2 separate regions of the Mus musculus genome follow, and region 1 is linked to region 2. Evidence: chromatin contacts called from ENCODE POLR2A ChIA-PET data. All regions are on one chromosome and are shown on one strand. Each heading gives the region's core, a stretch centred on a gene start or an enhancer-like site at or near the end of the contact. The rest is flanking DNA. Distances are from core to core; before and after follow the strand shown.

Region 1 (3,919 bases), core at 1,353-3,852, 230 kb after region 2:
CCTCCTCTCCCGTGTAGGTGAGCGGGTTGTGACCCAGCTCCAGCCGCGCCAGGCTGCGGGCCTGGGACAGGGCGGCCCCGGGCAGGGCCTGCAGCTCGTTGTGGTGCAGGCTGAGACGGCGCAGCGCCGGCAGGCCGGCCAGAGCCTCGGGGGCCAGGACGCTGAGCGCATTGTGAGACAGCTGCAGCCAGCGGGTGCGCAGCAGCCCCTGGAAGGCCATGGCGGGCAGGTAGACCAGGGCGTTGTGGGCCAAGTTGAGAGTGGTCAGCGAGCCCAGGGCGCCGAAGGTCCCCGGGCGCAGCTCCTCCAACATGTTCCCCTCCAGCTCCAGGCGCCTCAGCGAGCCCAGCCCGTCCAGCGCCTCCTGGGGCAGGGTGCTCAGGCGGTTGGAAGCCAGGTTGAGGAGGAGCAGGCGACCCAGGCCACGGAAGGCACCCTCGGCCACCATCTCCACCTGACAGTTCCGCAGGTCCAGATGCGTGAGGTGGGGCAGGTCCTGGAAGGCCGCTGCAGGGAGGACCTTCAGTATATTGCCCTGGAGGTCCAGCCTCTGGGTCAGCTGGGGACAGGAGAGGGGAAGGGAGAATGAGCCACATGGGCACTCGAGCCTTGGCCTCTCCCCATCATCTTTCCGAGTCTCTTTAGCCACAGAGCAGCCCTTACTGTGATCCGTTTCTTCTTGCCTTACTTACCCATTAGTTCATAACACCACCGGGCAAAAAAGTTTCTTATCCAGACACCCCCCGCCCCAGTTCACCCCAGGACCTGACACAAATACATTATTATTTGCAGGTCATCTAGGTATCTCAGCCACACGAAAAGGATTTTAAATAAATTATACTGCTATTGGCTTGTTTAGTTTATTTTTGTTGTTGCTATTTGTTGTAAACCTGGGTCTGGTTAGCTTGGACCTCACTCTGTAGACCAGGCTGGTCTTGAACTCAGAGACCTGCCTGCCTCTGCCTCCTGAGTCCTGGGGTTAAAGGTGTGTGTGTCATTGGATTTGGCCCTCACTGGTTATTTTTCTTCCCATTCAGACCTAGATAACCCAGGCTCAAGAAGCAGGAACCAGCCAGCCAGTGGTAGAGCCATTGGTGTAGCCCAGGCTCCTGCCACTCTTTCTTGCCACACTGCCAACCCATGCCAGGATTTTCCCTCTCCTGACCTCAGGGATGGTGTTTGGCACCTCGGTGAGGTTCTGGTGCCGGCAGGTAACATGCCGTCTTGAGTTGTCGCAGACACAGGTCTGTGGGCATCGCTGGGCAGCTACGTGCCAGGCTGGGCTCTGGAGCAACACCATGAACAGCAACAGCATAAAGACCCAGATGGAGCTCTGGGGCCTGGGAGAGAAGGGAGGAAGGGGCGGGGGAGAGAGAGAGACAGAGAGAAACAGACAGAGTGCTGCTGTCCATGGGGAACACCAATGCTAGTGGGCACTGAACCCCTGACCCAGGACAGCCCACTCCGGACTCAGGCCTTCATTCTCTGGGCACAGGAAAGTGCTACGGCTTGGTTCTCTTCCCTCACGTCATATGGGGGGAGGGAAGAGGAGCTTCTGTTATCAGCCCTGGTTTGGCAGCAGGAGGGAAGGCCCAGACCTAGCCCAGGTTTTAGGGTGGACTAGGAGGTCCAGATGCTGAAGAGCCTGAGAGATGCTGTCTCGGTAAAGCAGGCAGCCCAAGCCTCTGTGCCTGCTTCCCCTTTGTCCTCGTGTTACCTGAGTCCACACAGCTGACTGGCCTGTGACAGGGGAACTGAGGGCCTGAGTTATGTACTACGGGGGAGGTGGCAAGGTAGGTCTCATGTCTATTTATTGATGCACCCACCTACCTGTCCATCTCTCCACCTTGCAACTCCAGCCACTTGCCCATTTCTTCTTAGGGATGATTGTTGCCACCATGGCTCTCCTGGCCTCTTCCCACCCCTGTTCCACCCAACAGCCAGAGGGAATTTTCCAGAAACCTCCCTAGTGTCTCGCTGTCCCTGTGAGTGAAAAGTCCCAAATTCCTGGTGCCTCAAGAAGAATGTCTAGATTCTCCAACACACACCTTGAGTGGCACCACTGTTCAAACCGAGCAGCAGCGAATTCACTCAGCTCCCCCTGGTATATGCTTGGGTCGCAGGTAAGTTCTGAGCTGCCTTCCCTGATCCCACGGACCTCCCTGTAGTTGCTCCCAGGATTGTTACTGTCTGGCTTTGTCTCCTTTTAGTCCCAGAAGTCACCCCTTTCTCAGCGCTGACGGCCTTCTCTAGATTCTGGCTTGAGGGTCAGGGTAGGAAGGAGGCCTATTAGGCTGATAACTGAAGAGGAAAAAGGTTCAGGGCGAAGAGGACTGCCACAGATCCCACTTCATAAGGCTACAAAGCACTACCCCCACAGGATGCACAGGCACAGCTACCTCTGGGGTTGGTTTAGGGGCCACCTCTGGGGAACCTCAGGTACAGGAGGATCCCGTGGCTCCATAGCTGGCCTCTCAGAGGCACAAGCAGATAACTGACCCTCTCTAGCCATCTAGTTCTAACTCCCTGGGCCCCAAAACTCACCTCTCCATGCCGACTGGAACTGCCAGCCTTGTCTGGAGGCCCCACACAAGGGAAAGACCAGGGACAGTCCTTGCCTGGCCACCGGCAGTACCCACCCCCCTTTGCCCATGGGCTTGGCAGCCAGGACCGAGCTGAATGGGAAGCATTGTAAGCAGCCCAGCCGAGCTGGGGCTTCCCCAGCCTGTGGGCAGGGGGTGGGAGCAGAGGCTGGAGTTACAGGCTGCCATTGCAGCACAGGCTTAACAACGTGGCTCAGGCCTGAGTCCTTGGACTGGCCGGTGGGCATGGGTGGCGATGGAGATGGGGGGGGTGGTGTCTGGAGGAGCCTTTTGGTGGGTGAGCATCACTGGGCTCCTGTGGACTCCGCGCGACCCTAGGAAGAACTATTCAGCAACTGAAAGTTAAAAGCTAGCTCAGGAGGTTGCTGCAGGAGTTAAGGTAGGAGCCTGGAACCCAGGCACAGGGGAGCCCTTAACTCCTTCCTTTCCGTGAGCTTATGCACTCACACACACTGAAGCTGCTACACACACATAAATCTGTATCCTGCAACTATTCTCCTTCTCATGTGAACGTATTATTGAGGATATCCAAATTGGTGCCTAGCGTTATATCCACTTTCTAATGGATTATATGGTGTTTCATTCTATAAACAGACCTAAGGCGTAAACCAGGTGGTTGTGTACACCTTAGGAGATGGAACTAGAAGGGTTAAAGAACATACCAGACTTACCGGTTCATCTGAGATATTTTACATTTTTTTAGTTTTTTTTTTTTTTTAACTTTATATGTGAGTGGTCTATATGTGTAGAGTGCATTGAAGCATGGCTGGTACCCATAGAGACCAGAAGAGGGCGCCAGAGCCTCCAAAGTAGAATCACAGATATGTCAACCTCCATGTGAGGGATTTGAACCCAGGTCCTCTACAATGAGCCCCCTGTCTAGTCCTGTCTTAGATATTTTTACAGCTCCTCTTCTCCCCTCCCCTTTTTTCTGTTAGTGGAGTTAGAAATTCAAGGCCAGACTTTGGCTACATAGAAAGTTAAAGGCCAGCCTGGGATCACTGAAACCTTGTCCTGAAAATAAAAGGTAGCCGGGCGTGGTGGCACAGGCCTTTAATCCCAGCATTCGGGAGGCAGAGGCAGGCGGATTTCTGAGTTCGAGGCCAGCCTGGTCTACAAAGTGAGTTCCAGACAGCCAGGGCTACACAGAGAAACCCTGTCTCGGAAAAAAAAAAAAAAAGAAAGAAAAAGAAAAAGAAAAGGTGTATTTAAGCATGCATCTCTGGAGGATATATATGTATATATTTCAAAACTTCCAAGGCTGGATATGGTAGTACACACCTTTAGTTCCAGGAACTAACAACCAGACACAGCTA
Region 2 (4,067 bases), core at 1,046-3,545:
AAGGTAAACAATCCGGTTGCCAGGGTTTCAAGGCAGCCTAGTTTTGTTAAAAGCTGTATTGTAGGAAAGCCTACCATGCTTGGACCATTCTGAGTGCCCCTGAGCCCCATCCCTGGAAGAGGAGAAGGAGGCCAGAAGAGGGCACTGGGTTCCCTTAAACGGAATTCCGGATAGTTGTAAGCCATCACATGGGTGCTGAGAACCAAACCTGGGTTATCTGCAAAAGCAGCGAGTGAATGCTCTTAACCACTGAGCCATCTGTCCAGCCTCACCTGGTTTCATGTTTTACACCTGTTTGTTGCAGTGCTGGAGATGCAATGCAGAGCCTTGTGTACACTACAACTGAGTTATATCGCTAGAGTTTTGATAGTGTATTTTTAATGTGTGTTTGCTGTATTTAGATCTACAAATACAATCGTGTTAAGGTTGCTTATGGTATTCAGCACAGTAACAACGTGTGCAGGTTTGGAAACTAGGAGAAGTAAGTTCATAATATAGCCTAGGTGTGTAACAGGCTACCTCATCTAGGTTTGCGTAAGTACTTTATAGAATGTTCACACAATAACAAAATTGCCCAATGCCTTTATTCAAATGTACATGTATTACTGCCTCCTCCCCTCAATCTCACCATCTTGTTTTCTGTAGCATGTATTGCCACCTGAGACACCTTGATATAGTTGTTGATCTGTGTTTATTTCCTTACTGAGTTGACTTCACTGTGGCTTTCCTGTTTAAAGCAGAACCCAGTGTAGCTGAGCATGGTGGTTCTCCTCCCTCTATCCCTAGCACTTGGGAGGTAGAGGCAACAGAATTGCTCAGATTTCAAGGCCAGCCTGGGCTACAGAGTGAGGCCCTATCTCAATAATAATAATAATAATAATAATAATAATAAACCAAAAATTAAAAGACGAAGTAACATACTCAGGATAGTTGTTGACGAATGGATAAATATGTCCTCAGTATCTTAATTAACTATGGGTTTCTAGCATCCCTTAGGGGGTCTGTAGACACATAGACCAATGACAGATTTAGTGTGGGAGGTAGAACTTGGGCAGACACACACACACCTTGCAGGGCTCTCACAAGTCTCTGTGCAAGTTAAAACTGTGGTGGTATTCAGGATGTATTGCCCTGCTTAGCAAGTGCATCAATGACACACCGCATTACACACCAGCAAGTATTTCTTTTAACAGAACATTTCAGGACAGGCAGTGGTGGCGCATGCCTTTAATCCCAGCACTTGGGAAGCAGAAGCAGGCAGATTTCTGAGTTCGAAGCCGGCCTAGGTCCAGTCCTGAGTTCCAGGACAGCCAGGGCTACACAGAGAAAAACCCTTTCTGGGGGGGGGGAGGGGCACATTTCCGGTAAAACCCTTTTTGTTGTACTGTTGAGGGAACTAGAACACACAGGAAATTCAAGGGTGATGTATTCTAGTCATAACTCCGCAAATTTAGGAGACAAAACAGCGGAGGGCTGGACTAATCATGGAAGCTTACAAAACGTATGTGTTCTGTAGCTCGATGGTAATGACCGGTAAGAAAATCAGAATGCCTCACCAGAACTCAAGTTCAGCCACTACAAATGTACTAATTTAATCGTAGCACAGTAGCAAAACTCGATAGGAAATGAGGAGAAAGGAGGACCATTTAGAACTGGCTGGTTATGGGATTTACTATGGCATCCCCATCACCTTTCCTGTGAGAAGATAAAGGCAAAGTTGCAGAATGCCTGCTCTGTTTGCTCCTGGGCCTCTTCTCTCCCTATCAAATAATTTCCCAATCTGAAATTGATAACGCAGACGGTGACCAGGCCTTGGTAAGCCGGGCCACAGGCCTCCAGAGAGACACCGCCTGGCTCCGAAGCCGACCACGGTCAGCAGAAGGCCGGTTTGGAGTTTCGGGTTTCCAAAGACCAGCCCATGCCCTTTGCAACCACGGACTCGGGGGCAGCTCTGTGGATCTGGACCAGGGCTTAAGTCCTGGGGCAGAAGAAGGAAGCAGCCGCCGCCCCAAATGAAGGAGTCAGACCACAGGGCTTCCCAGAATGCGAGAAGCATCGAGACCTCACGGACGTTCCCACCGGTTGGCTCCCTTCTCTCGGCCCCGCCCGGCCCCGCCCGGCCCCGCCTCAATCACTCCAGCCTCCTCCCCAGCTGAGAGAGATGGGGAGGAGGGGGGCGGGAAACCTCCGCCTGCGCCTTTAAGGGGCGTGACCGCAGGCTCCGCCCCTTCTCCACGCTCGCGCCAATGAGGGGAGGGGTGCGGGAGGAGGCGCCTGGTGTGCGGGGCAGGCGGCGGAAAGTGAGCCGGTGCGCAGGCGCAGTGGTCACACGACAGACTGTGTGTTTCCAAAATGGCGGCGGCGATGGATGTGGATACCCCCAGCGGCACCAACAGCGGCGCGGGCAAGAAGCGCTTTGAAGTTAAAAAGGTTGGGCTCGCCAGCGCCTTCCTCAAGGAAGCTAGGGAGGCGCGGATATGGCTGGCAGGCCCGAGGAAGAGCTAGGCGCGGGGGAAAGGGCTTCATTTCAGGGCGTTCCTGGGACCGGGCACCAAGAACGGAAGCCGGGGGGCGGGCCTAGGGTTGATCGGCATGCTGGTGGCCCAGTGTCTGGGGCCCTATTAGTCTTGCTGGGGAAGCTGTGGGGCCAATCGCAGAGCTGCTTACTGAAATACGCGAGGTTGACTTCGATGCGGGAGCCAAGCGCTTGAGCTGTCACTGAAGTGACTGAGAGGTGGGGGAAGGACAGGGTGGGGTGGGTGGGATGCAGACTCGTGAAGAGACTGCGGCGGGTGGAGGATGGGGCCGTGCGGAGAACCCCGGGAACGTGAGATGACAGCGCAGAGGGGCTCTGCCGGTGTTCTTGCTCCGCCCCTTCCTGGATCCTAGAATCTATTGACTCCGAGGGACCTGGCGTGGGCCCTCGATTGTATGGCGGCCTCCATTGGCCTCTAAACCCACAGTCAAGTGTAAAGCTTGGTTCTAACGAGATGGCTACTAGTTGTCACATAGCATCTGCCACTCCAGTGGTTCTCTGATGTCCCTGTACACTTCTAACACAAAATGATAATTTAAAAGCCTGGTGGGCTTTGTTTTAAAAGCAAGCCCAGAACTTGTGCCATTTAAGAAGGTGGAGTACTAATTGCTAATGACCTGAGAACAGAAAAACAAAAATATGAAACGTCCTTTTGTATGCCGTTCCCCTTCATAGTTTGCTAGTCCTTTAAAAGTGTTGATTCCTACCTAAGATTACACAGATCTGTTAAAAATGAAGATCTTGAAGAGGGCAAGGTGTTTTCTTTTTATGGATTATTTTTGGAACGTGTCGCTGAGAATATCCCTCACCCCACCCCCTTTTTGTGTCATCTCATTGTGGCCACTGCTGCTCAGTTACAGCCTGCAGCCATTATGAAAAATAAAAATGTAATGTAGAATTTACTAAACTCTTATGCTTGAATTTGGAAAGTCAAACCAAAGTAGTCCTTGAAAAGGGTGCCTTGTCTAACATAAGAAGTCTTAGGTCGACTTACTGGAGCTAACAAAGTAATTGTTTGGATATATGAACGTTGAGAACATCAGTTTACTTGGTAAGAGGAAAAGAAAATCGCAGTGGATTCTACTTTGCTTGCAGTGCTCTTTTAAGGTTTAAGTGATGACCTCGTTCTGTGTACTGAAACTGGGTAGGTAACTTGCTATCCAGCTTATCCTGTGATTATCCACTTAGTGGTCCATTTATTATCTTAGTTCAGTCTGTTCACTTCCTTGCCTCTGAGTCCAAAACTTTGTGGAGAGCCCGTGCTTATGCAGATTTTGAGTTCTTCCACAGCTGTCAGGGAAAGCTGTACAGAAAATAGTACTAATATTCTCACGTTGGTTTGGCTAGCTAAATTATTTTACATTATATATAAAAAATTGAAGATACCCATGTTCATATACTTCATCTTTCAAGGAATGGGGAAGTGTACAGGTGGTCTGCTGTTGTCCTCTGATATAGTCCAAATAGTATAATCCAAAAACATCCTTTCTTTGGTAGGCCCTGTGGCTGGGGCGTTGGTAACTGAAGCTGC

Evidence for each region. ChIA-PET counts read pairs that join two places held with the same protein, here RNA polymerase II (POLR2A).
Region 1: POLR2A ChIA-PET joins it to region 2 with 31 read pairs in embryonic stem cell. The contact joins the promoter of Chadl here to the promoter of Rbx1 in region 2. POLR2A ChIA-PET finds 5 or more read pairs at or near these places in 4 of 5 experiments (Patski and embryonic stem cell).

What each region holds. Positions count from the first base shown.
Region 1 is chr15:81,694,685-81,698,603 of GRCm38, forward strand. Chadl (chondroadherin-like) reads right to left here and starts at 2,603. Exons shown (of 6, transcript NM_001164320.1): 1 at 2,545-2,603; 2 at 1,166-1,340; 3 at 1-559. The coding sequence starts at 2,552.
Region 2 is chr15:81,464,021-81,468,087 of GRCm38, forward strand. Rbx1 (ring-box 1) reads left to right here and starts at 2,296. Exons shown (of 5, transcript NM_019712.3): 1 at 2,296-2,430. The coding sequence starts at 2,353.